Linked DNA regions of Homo sapiens: region 1 is linked to region 2. A link is an interaction called in ENCODE POLR2A ChIA-PET data of the cell type or tissue named here. Cell type or tissue: IMR-90. All regions are shown on one strand.

Region 1 (4,000 bases), 240 kb before region 2:
TTTGCTTCTAGCCTCCAAGGCACCAGGCCAGTCTGGACATAGCAGAGGCCACACCAACCCATGAAGGCCTGGGCACCCTAGAGGGATTCCTGAGGCAGGACTAGGGCAGGCTGGAATCTGGGCCCTGCACCACACTGACCATTCAACACACCCAGGGACCCTGTTCCCTCCTCTGACTCTGAGTCTTCTTCTGTGGGCATGGCCCTACGCAATTTCTTAGGAAACATACAGGGACAGGAACAGGGATGAGCTGGGGGTCTTAACTACTGCCCAGCCAAGTACAAGTTTAGAAAAGGTATATGTGCAGTTTACTGTCTGGTCCAGGTACACCTGGAATGAGAGTCTCATTAAAAAGTTGAGCAGGCCAGGCACGGTGGCTCATGTCTGTAATTCCAGGACTTTGGGAGGCTGAGGCAGGAGGATCACTTGAGCCCAGGAGTTCAAGATCAGCCTGGGCAACATAGAGAGATCCTGTGTCTACAAAAAAATTAAAATATATATATAGCCAGGTGCAGTGGTGCGCACATCTGCAGTCCCAGCTACTTGGGAAGTGAGGCGGGAGGATCGCTTGAGCCCAGGACATTGAAGCTGCAATGAGCCAGGATCGCATCACTGCACTCCAGCCTGGGCAACAGAGCGAGACCCTGTCTCAAAATATATAAATAAATAAATAACCGTTGAAGAAAAAGACTGCTTTTATTGTATTTTAAAAGACACTTTGGAAACATTCACTAAAATCCAGCCTAGCAAGTTCACTTCTAGGTTTTTTTCCCTGTAGAAATACACAGGTGCACAAAGATGTTCTTGGTAGCAGTGTTTGTAACCATGGAAATACAGGTCTTTAAGGGGAAAGAGCAGGTTCCTGAACCAAACGTCTGGCCTGATCTCATGTGTACAAAAGAGACAACACGCAGAGGAATGTGAGGGCCAGAAAATGTTCAGAAAGATGAGCAGGCTTCAGGGAAATGGGATGCAGCAATTTTCTTTCACTTTATCTCCTTTGTTTCATTTTACCCCCTACAATAAACACATCTCTTCTAATAAAACCAATGGTTCATTTGAGAAGATGAAAACGTTCCAGTGGTGACAGTCACAAAACAGTGTGAAAGTATTTAATGTCATTGAACTGTAAACTTAGAAATGATTAAAATGGTAAATTACGTTATACGTATTTCACCACAGTTTTAAAAAATAAAAATAATAAAATCAAAACAAAGCAGAGCGAATAACTCACCAGGCTCCCTGGGGAAATAACTGATTCTAGAAGTGGGGTTAGTAAAAAACAGAGGGGGCTGAAGCATACTGTAGTGTCAGAAAGCAAAGGAAGTGCTACACACGGAAGTGCTACACACACACACACACACACACACACGCCAAACAAAACTGAAGGATGGGCAATGTCACAGAGTGCAGGAACAAACCTGCAAGAACTCCCAATGGCCAAAGCTGGAAGAACTTGAGAAACAAAATAAATCATGTAGTATTGGATTAGAACCCAATGTGTAAAAGAAAAAGACATGAGCCTATACTGATATAAATGACTGAATGAATAAATAAACGGAGGAGAAAAGACAACTCTTTCCTACAGAAAAGTTCCAAATAATCTGTGTAGATACACCCCCAGAGGAGATGGAGCTTAACCCACCTACCCCTCATACCCCCCAATCCTAAGGGAGGGCTCACTTCCAAAAAACAAAGTAGTGTCAACGTCATGAAATTAAGGGAAGACTGAGAAACTGTCACAGAGCAGAGGAAACTGGGGAGACATGATAAATCAAAATAATGTAAACCATGCGGTGCCCTGGATTGATCCCAGAAAAGAGAGAGGACAGTAAAGGAAAAACTGGTCAAACCTACATAGTCTGGAGTTGCGTTCATTGTAATATACCAGTGTCATTTCCTCAGTTTTGACAAAGGCACTGTGGTCACGACAACGTTAATGATGGGGAAACTGGGTGAGGGGTACATACGAGAACTCTCTGTACATCCCTGCAACTTTTCTGTAAATCTAAAATTATTCCGAAATAAAAAGTTTATTTAAGAAAATAAACAATGGTTTAGAACAGTGGTCCCCAACCTTTTTGGCACCAGGAACTGGTTTCATGGAAGATAATTTTTCCAGGGACAGGGAGCGGGGGATGGTTTCCAGAGGATTAAAGTGCATTACATTTATCATGCACTTTATTCTATTACATTGTAATATATAATGAAATAATTATACAACTCACCATAATGTAGAATCAGTGAGAGCCCTGAGCTTGTTTTCCTGCAACTAGACAGTCCAATCTGGGGGTGATGGGAGACAGTGACAGATCATCAGGCATTAGATTCTCACAAGGAGCACATAACCTAGATCCCTCGCGTGTGCAGTTCACAACAGGGTTTGTGCTCCTGTGAGAATCTAATGCTGCTGCTGATCTGACAGCTGGCGGAACTCAGGCGGTAATGCGAGCAATGGGGAGCAACTGTAAACACGTTCCTCCTGCTGTGTGGCCCAGTTCCTAAGAGGCCAAGTGGACCGGTACCTGTCAGTGGCCTGGGGGATGGGTCCCCTGTTTTAGATGACAACCCACGTATGCCTAGCGTTCCATTGTTGGAATGCTAAGCACATGGGAGTTATTTATATCCTACTGCTCAAGGTCATTGCCAAGGTCTGACCGCAAAAATTCAAAAAACTGCAACCTCTGGCATAAATGGGTTAAGAAGTCAAAAGATTCTCTGACAGACGTGGGTTTTTAATGCATGACAGACATGGGTTTGGAACTCTGGCTTCTGAATACTGCACCTATTTTTGATGGGCAGAACTTACAGAGCCAATTCCCACTGAAAGCACACAGAATCCATCAGGGCCAGGGTAGGGGTCAGGGGCAGCAGTGGGTATCGAGTCAGAGTCCGAAGAACTGTCTGGGTTAAGAAACAGAATAAAATAGACCCACACCCCTGGGGCCAGCCCTTGCAGCTGAAGCCCTGGAGAGCTGCTCTAACTCAGGGTTCCCCCATCACTAGGCTTCCACACATGTACAAGGAGAAACTCTCAGAGGTAGAACTGAACCAAGGTAGCCCTCTCCCCAGTCTGTAGGAGCTGAAGCTGGGTTTACTAAAGGAAATAGCCTTTTCTTTCTGGGCTTTAGAATACTCTGGCTATAGCCCAGGAACTGACATGAGATTTGGGAGGAAGAAAAAGAGAAATCTTGAGAAGGGGTTTCTGGAGAGTCTGGGGAAGATGGAATGACAGCAGCTAATGGTTCCTTGTGGTTCTTAAAGCCCAGGAAGAAAGCTGCCAGGCCCAGGTACCTCCAGCAGGCTCCTGCAGCCCAGTCTGCCCTCCTGCTCCCCATCCACTCCAGCCTCACTTCCTCCTGGCCCTGCTGGTGAGGACACCCTTGGTACCAACTGGGGGGACGGAAGGAGGACACTTGGCCCAGCTCTGTCAGGCTGGTGTGCCGCCCTCTCTGTCCTAAGCTCTGGGCTGACTCCCGCTATCTCTCTTGATTCAGAAAACTGCCTCTAGTCAGCCATTCCCAGCCTTCCTTCACTCCCCAGGAGGCTGTTGAGAGCTGCCGTATGTGCAGGCCTCTCTAGCTGCCTCTGCTGGGTCTGGCTCTCACCTGGGATTAACAGCAGCTGAGGGTAAGAGAGAGGTGGGAAATTGTTAATTTTTCCTCCTCCACCCCCGCACTTGACTTTCACAACTGCCTGTGCCAGCAAGCAGCACATGGGTTATTCCCATTTCACAAGAGGAGGAGACTGAAGCTTTGGAAGGTGAAAGGGCTTGGCCAGGTGCCTGAATCCAGGCATTCCAAGAAGAAGGAGAGAGAAGTGGTTGAGACGGAGGACTCACAGTCAGGTGTGGAGGGGCACCCGGCTCTACTCCTCTGTGGCTCTAGGACCCTGGTGAGTTTCTATACCCACTGAGTGCTAGCTTCCTCAACTGTGAGGTGGGGAAAATGGTCTCTATTAAGTAGGGTGTTGGGATAATTAAACAACACATCAGTGTACC
Region 2 (4,000 bases):
ATTCAACAATTCGGAAGCATAAAACGACCCAGTGGAGTAGCCATTTCATTTCTCTTACTTACTGATCTATACTCGAGCAAGTTTGTCCAACGTGTAGCCCACGGGCCACATGTGGCCCAGGATGGCTTTGAACGTGGCCCAACACAAATTCGTAAACCTTCTTAATAACATTATGAGATTGTTTTTGTAATTCTTTTTTAAGCTCATCAGTTAGTGTATTTTATGTGTGGCCCAAGACAATTCTTCCAATGTAGCCCAAGGAAGCCAAAAGATTGGACACCCCTGTTCTAGATGATTTCTATAGCTCACACTTTACTTTTGGAGAACAATTTTTTCAGAAAGAGCCATTGATGCTTCAGCCTTATTTAAAACCAAACAAACACAAACTCACTATAATGACGGTGACAGGCAACACTGTATTATAGGTTTTCCTAACAAAACCTGTAATACTACTTTCAGACCAGAAGACCAACTGTTATGTGGAACTATAAAGAAAATTCCTTAATCAGTATCTTTAAAACAGAAACCAGAAGGATAATGACAGTAGTCTCTAATAGAGAAAATAGTGCTGGAGTTGATAAAAATTGAATTAAATCATTTTTTCCTTCTCCAATTCCAGCCCTATTCAATCATTTTCTGATTCCTCAACTGTTAAGATAAGCCTAGACTGGTCAGGCACTGTGGCTCATGCCCGTAATCCCAGCACTTTGGGAGGCCAAGATGGGCAGATCACTTGAGGCCAGGAGTTCAAGACGAGCCTGGCCAACATGATGAAACCCTATCTCTACTAAAAATACAAAAATTGGCCCAGCTCACGCCTGTAATCCCAGCTACTCAGGTGGCTTATGCACGAGAACCACTTGAACCAGGGGAGGCAGAGTATGCAGTGAGCTGAGATTGCACCACTGCACTCCAGCTTGGGTGACAGAGCGAGATCCTACCTCAAAGTAAAAAATAAAAGCATACATAATGTCAAAAAACAACCACACAAAGCTACCCCACCCACCTGTAATAAAACAGGTCACTTTATACCTGGCTCAGACCAGATTTTTGCTGGTGGCTAAAGAATGCTTTATGGATCAAAGGGCAGGTTGAGATTGCCTACTTACGTTCATTCCTTCCAAGCATCTTACCATAAACATCTGCCAAGGTTATGACGAGCATGTCACTAGGTTGCATTTTATTAGTTGCTGCCAACAGCTCTTACTTCTGATGGAAAAGAATTTAACAACAACAAAAAAACCCAGTATACTCCAACTTATGCTTTTTCTATGCTTTTATCACCAAATGATAGTACATCCATATATAACTCTAGATATTTGTTTTATAGTCCACACACTTGCTAGTTAAAATGTATTATCATAAGCCACAGTCTGTTCAGAATTACTTGGGTAAAATGCTATGTCACCTACAAACCCTCATCTGATTAATATGGAGGTTGTAATCACTGTCTCAATGGTTTCAGGCTCGTGAAACTTCTCATGCTATTTTCTTACGCCTGTGCTGGCTGGCTGACGGCCAAGTCCTCTGCCTCTGCCACTGCCTCAACCCATAAGCATGCTACAGTGCAGTCCAACCTTTTTTGGTCTTGCCGACCCAAGAGCAGTGTAAACCAGTTGAATCCAACTGCATCACAGTCACAGCAGGCAGGAAATTTCAAGGATCGTTAAGTTTAAGATTTGCCAACCTAAGATCAAGTTATAGGTTTTAAAGTGATTTCATTATCGCAAAAGGATAGCTTGGCTGCTGAGTGTGATTTTCCTATGTTCACATGTACTCCATGGGATTCTAAAACAGAAAATTAAATCTGAACATAAATGATCTGCCAGTTCTCCAAATGACAGGCTTGTGGCAAAATAGGAGAGGCAGTGTCATTTTCAAATCATGTAGCTAGAATCTGATCCAAGTCCATAATCAACGTCTTCCCTATTTTCCTTTGGTCCTTCAGTCTGTTATTACTGTTATTACCTTCTTCCCCACAGACAAATGGAAAATTCAAACATGTTTCTACTTGACATATACGCTGCAATCTTCCTTTCACACTGGCACTCACTATGGTTTTCACGAGAAGAGGTGGCAAACAGGTGAACATCTCACAGAATGTAGCTTCCAAAAATGCTGTTTTGGGCCAGGTTCGGTGGCTCACACCTATAATCCCAGCACTCTGGGAGGCCGAGGCGGGCGGATCACGAGGTCAGGAGTTTGAGACCAGTCTGGCCAACAGTGAAACGCCGTCTGTCCTAAAAATACAACAAAAATTAGCTGGGCGTGGTGGGGGAGCGCCTGTAATCCCAGCTGCTTGGGAGGCTGAGGCAGGAGAATTGCTTGAACCCAGGAGGTGGAGGCTGCAGTGAGCCAAGATCGCACCACTGCACTCCAGCCCAGGTGACAGTGTGAGACTCCGTCTCAAAAAAAATAAAAAATAAAAAATAAAAAAAGCTGTTTTTACTTGACTGGATATGTTGGTGTGGAAAGCAAAAATAATGCAATGATATGAAAAGTAATGGTATCTTATTTATTTAGAGTCTTACTCTGTCACCCAGGCTGGAGTGCAGTTGCGTGATCTCAGCTCACTGCAACCTCCATTTCTCCAGTTCAAGCAATTCTCTTGCCTCAGCCTCCTAAGTAGCTAGGAGTACAGGAACCCACCACCATGCCCAGCTAATTTTTGTAATTTTAGTAGAGACAGGGGTTTCACTATGTTGGTCAGGCTTGTCATGAACTCCCGGCCTTAAGTGACCCACCTGCCTTGGCCTCCCAAAGTGCTGGGATTATAGGTGTGGGCCACTGCGCCCGGCCAGTGTATTTTAAAATTATAAAGCCGATATATTACAAAGTAAAATGCAGGGGAAAAAAAGTCACAAGAAGTATAAAGATTAGATGCTTCTTGTGCTTCTTTTTGTAAAATACAGATGATCCTCAAGAAGTAACTTGAGCAGATTTTCTACTGGCTTTCAAATTGATAACCCTACACCCCCTATAAATTTTTACATTCCTTAACAGAGCTAACCATAGGAACTTCCAAATAATTTCTCAGTGGAAATGAGTCTTCAAAATCACACATGGCTCATAAGAGTTTTGCTTTTTTAATGCCTTCTCAAAGGACCCAGACTGCTAGATTTTCATAATAACTACTTTAACCAGATAGACTTACTATAGGCTGGTAGTTCCCCACTAAAAGATACTTTTCTCTTGCTTAGTAGTCACCTTCCTGTGTTCTAGAGCTTCCCTATGCTTTTAAAATATGCATTATTACAACAGTTCTCCTAAAAACAAAACCACCATAAGAGCTGCTGCACTCGGGGAGCCCTGAATGAATTCTAGAGCAGCGCCTGAGTCCTGCATTCTTTCTTCATTGTCCTTTTTGCTTAATTTGCCTGTGGTGTACCATCAACCTTACAATGGAGACAGAGAGAAAGTACTCCACCTAACCTATTTAAGAAACATTTGCAATATACTGTTTTTTTTTTTTACAAGTCTTTAATTAAAAAACTCAACAAAAATATATAATTGAGCATTTTACATAATGCATACATTCTTAATATCTGCAGGTAAGATAAACAACAGAAGGCAAAAGCAGATATGCTGTATTGCTTCTTTGGCAACTCACCAATATCATCCCCTGCAGAAACAGAGTTTTTTTTTTTTTTTTTAAATCCATGGTCTTAAAATAATTGTCCCTTAGTATAAACAAAATATTTAGCAATAATACAGTAGACGGATTCTTCAAATTCACAACAATTTATAATACTTTATACCACAAGGGTAAACTAGTAAGCTGCTTTCTAAAATTAAGGCAGCAGCAGTGTTTAGAGGGGGAGTAAAAAAAAAAAAAAAGACATCCTTTTTCTAGTTATATCCTGGCTCTGCCTTCTTTGTTGTTGTTTTTAAATAACGTCACATTCAAGCTCTACGTCTTGGATGACATTCCTAAGGATAATAAAATCCTTTTCCCTGTACATAAACTGTGTTTCACTTCCAGATCAGTCTGACACTCTCC

The links. ChIA-PET counts read pairs that join two places held together with the same protein. Peaks named below come from ENCODE experiments on the same cell type or tissue, not always from the same donor. Only the 100,000 strongest peaks of a DNase experiment are listed, where the experiment ranks them.
Region 1: POLR2A ChIA-PET joins it to region 2 with 6 read pairs; 2 of 35 experiments call an interaction of 5 or more read pairs at or near these places.

What each region holds. Positions count from the first base shown.
Region 1 is chr17:27,552,884-27,556,883 of GRCh38, reverse strand. The region is part of intron 2 of KSR1 (kinase suppressor of ras 1); the gene reads right to left. Among named protein-coding and RNA genes, the nearest start is that of LGALS9, 76 kb to the left of the region's middle. In IMR-90, no CTCF peak of the experiment used is centred here; no DNase peak of the experiment used is centred here.
Region 2 is chr17:27,313,092-27,317,091 of GRCh38, reverse strand. WSB1 (WD repeat and SOCS box containing 1) reads right to left here. Exons shown (of 9, transcript NM_015626.10): 9 at 1,166-4,000. Among named protein-coding and RNA genes, the nearest start is that of LINC03146, 17 kb to the left of the region's middle. In IMR-90, no CTCF peak of the experiment used is centred here; a DNase peak (open chromatin) is centred at 1,541; H3K27ac peaks cover 193 bases.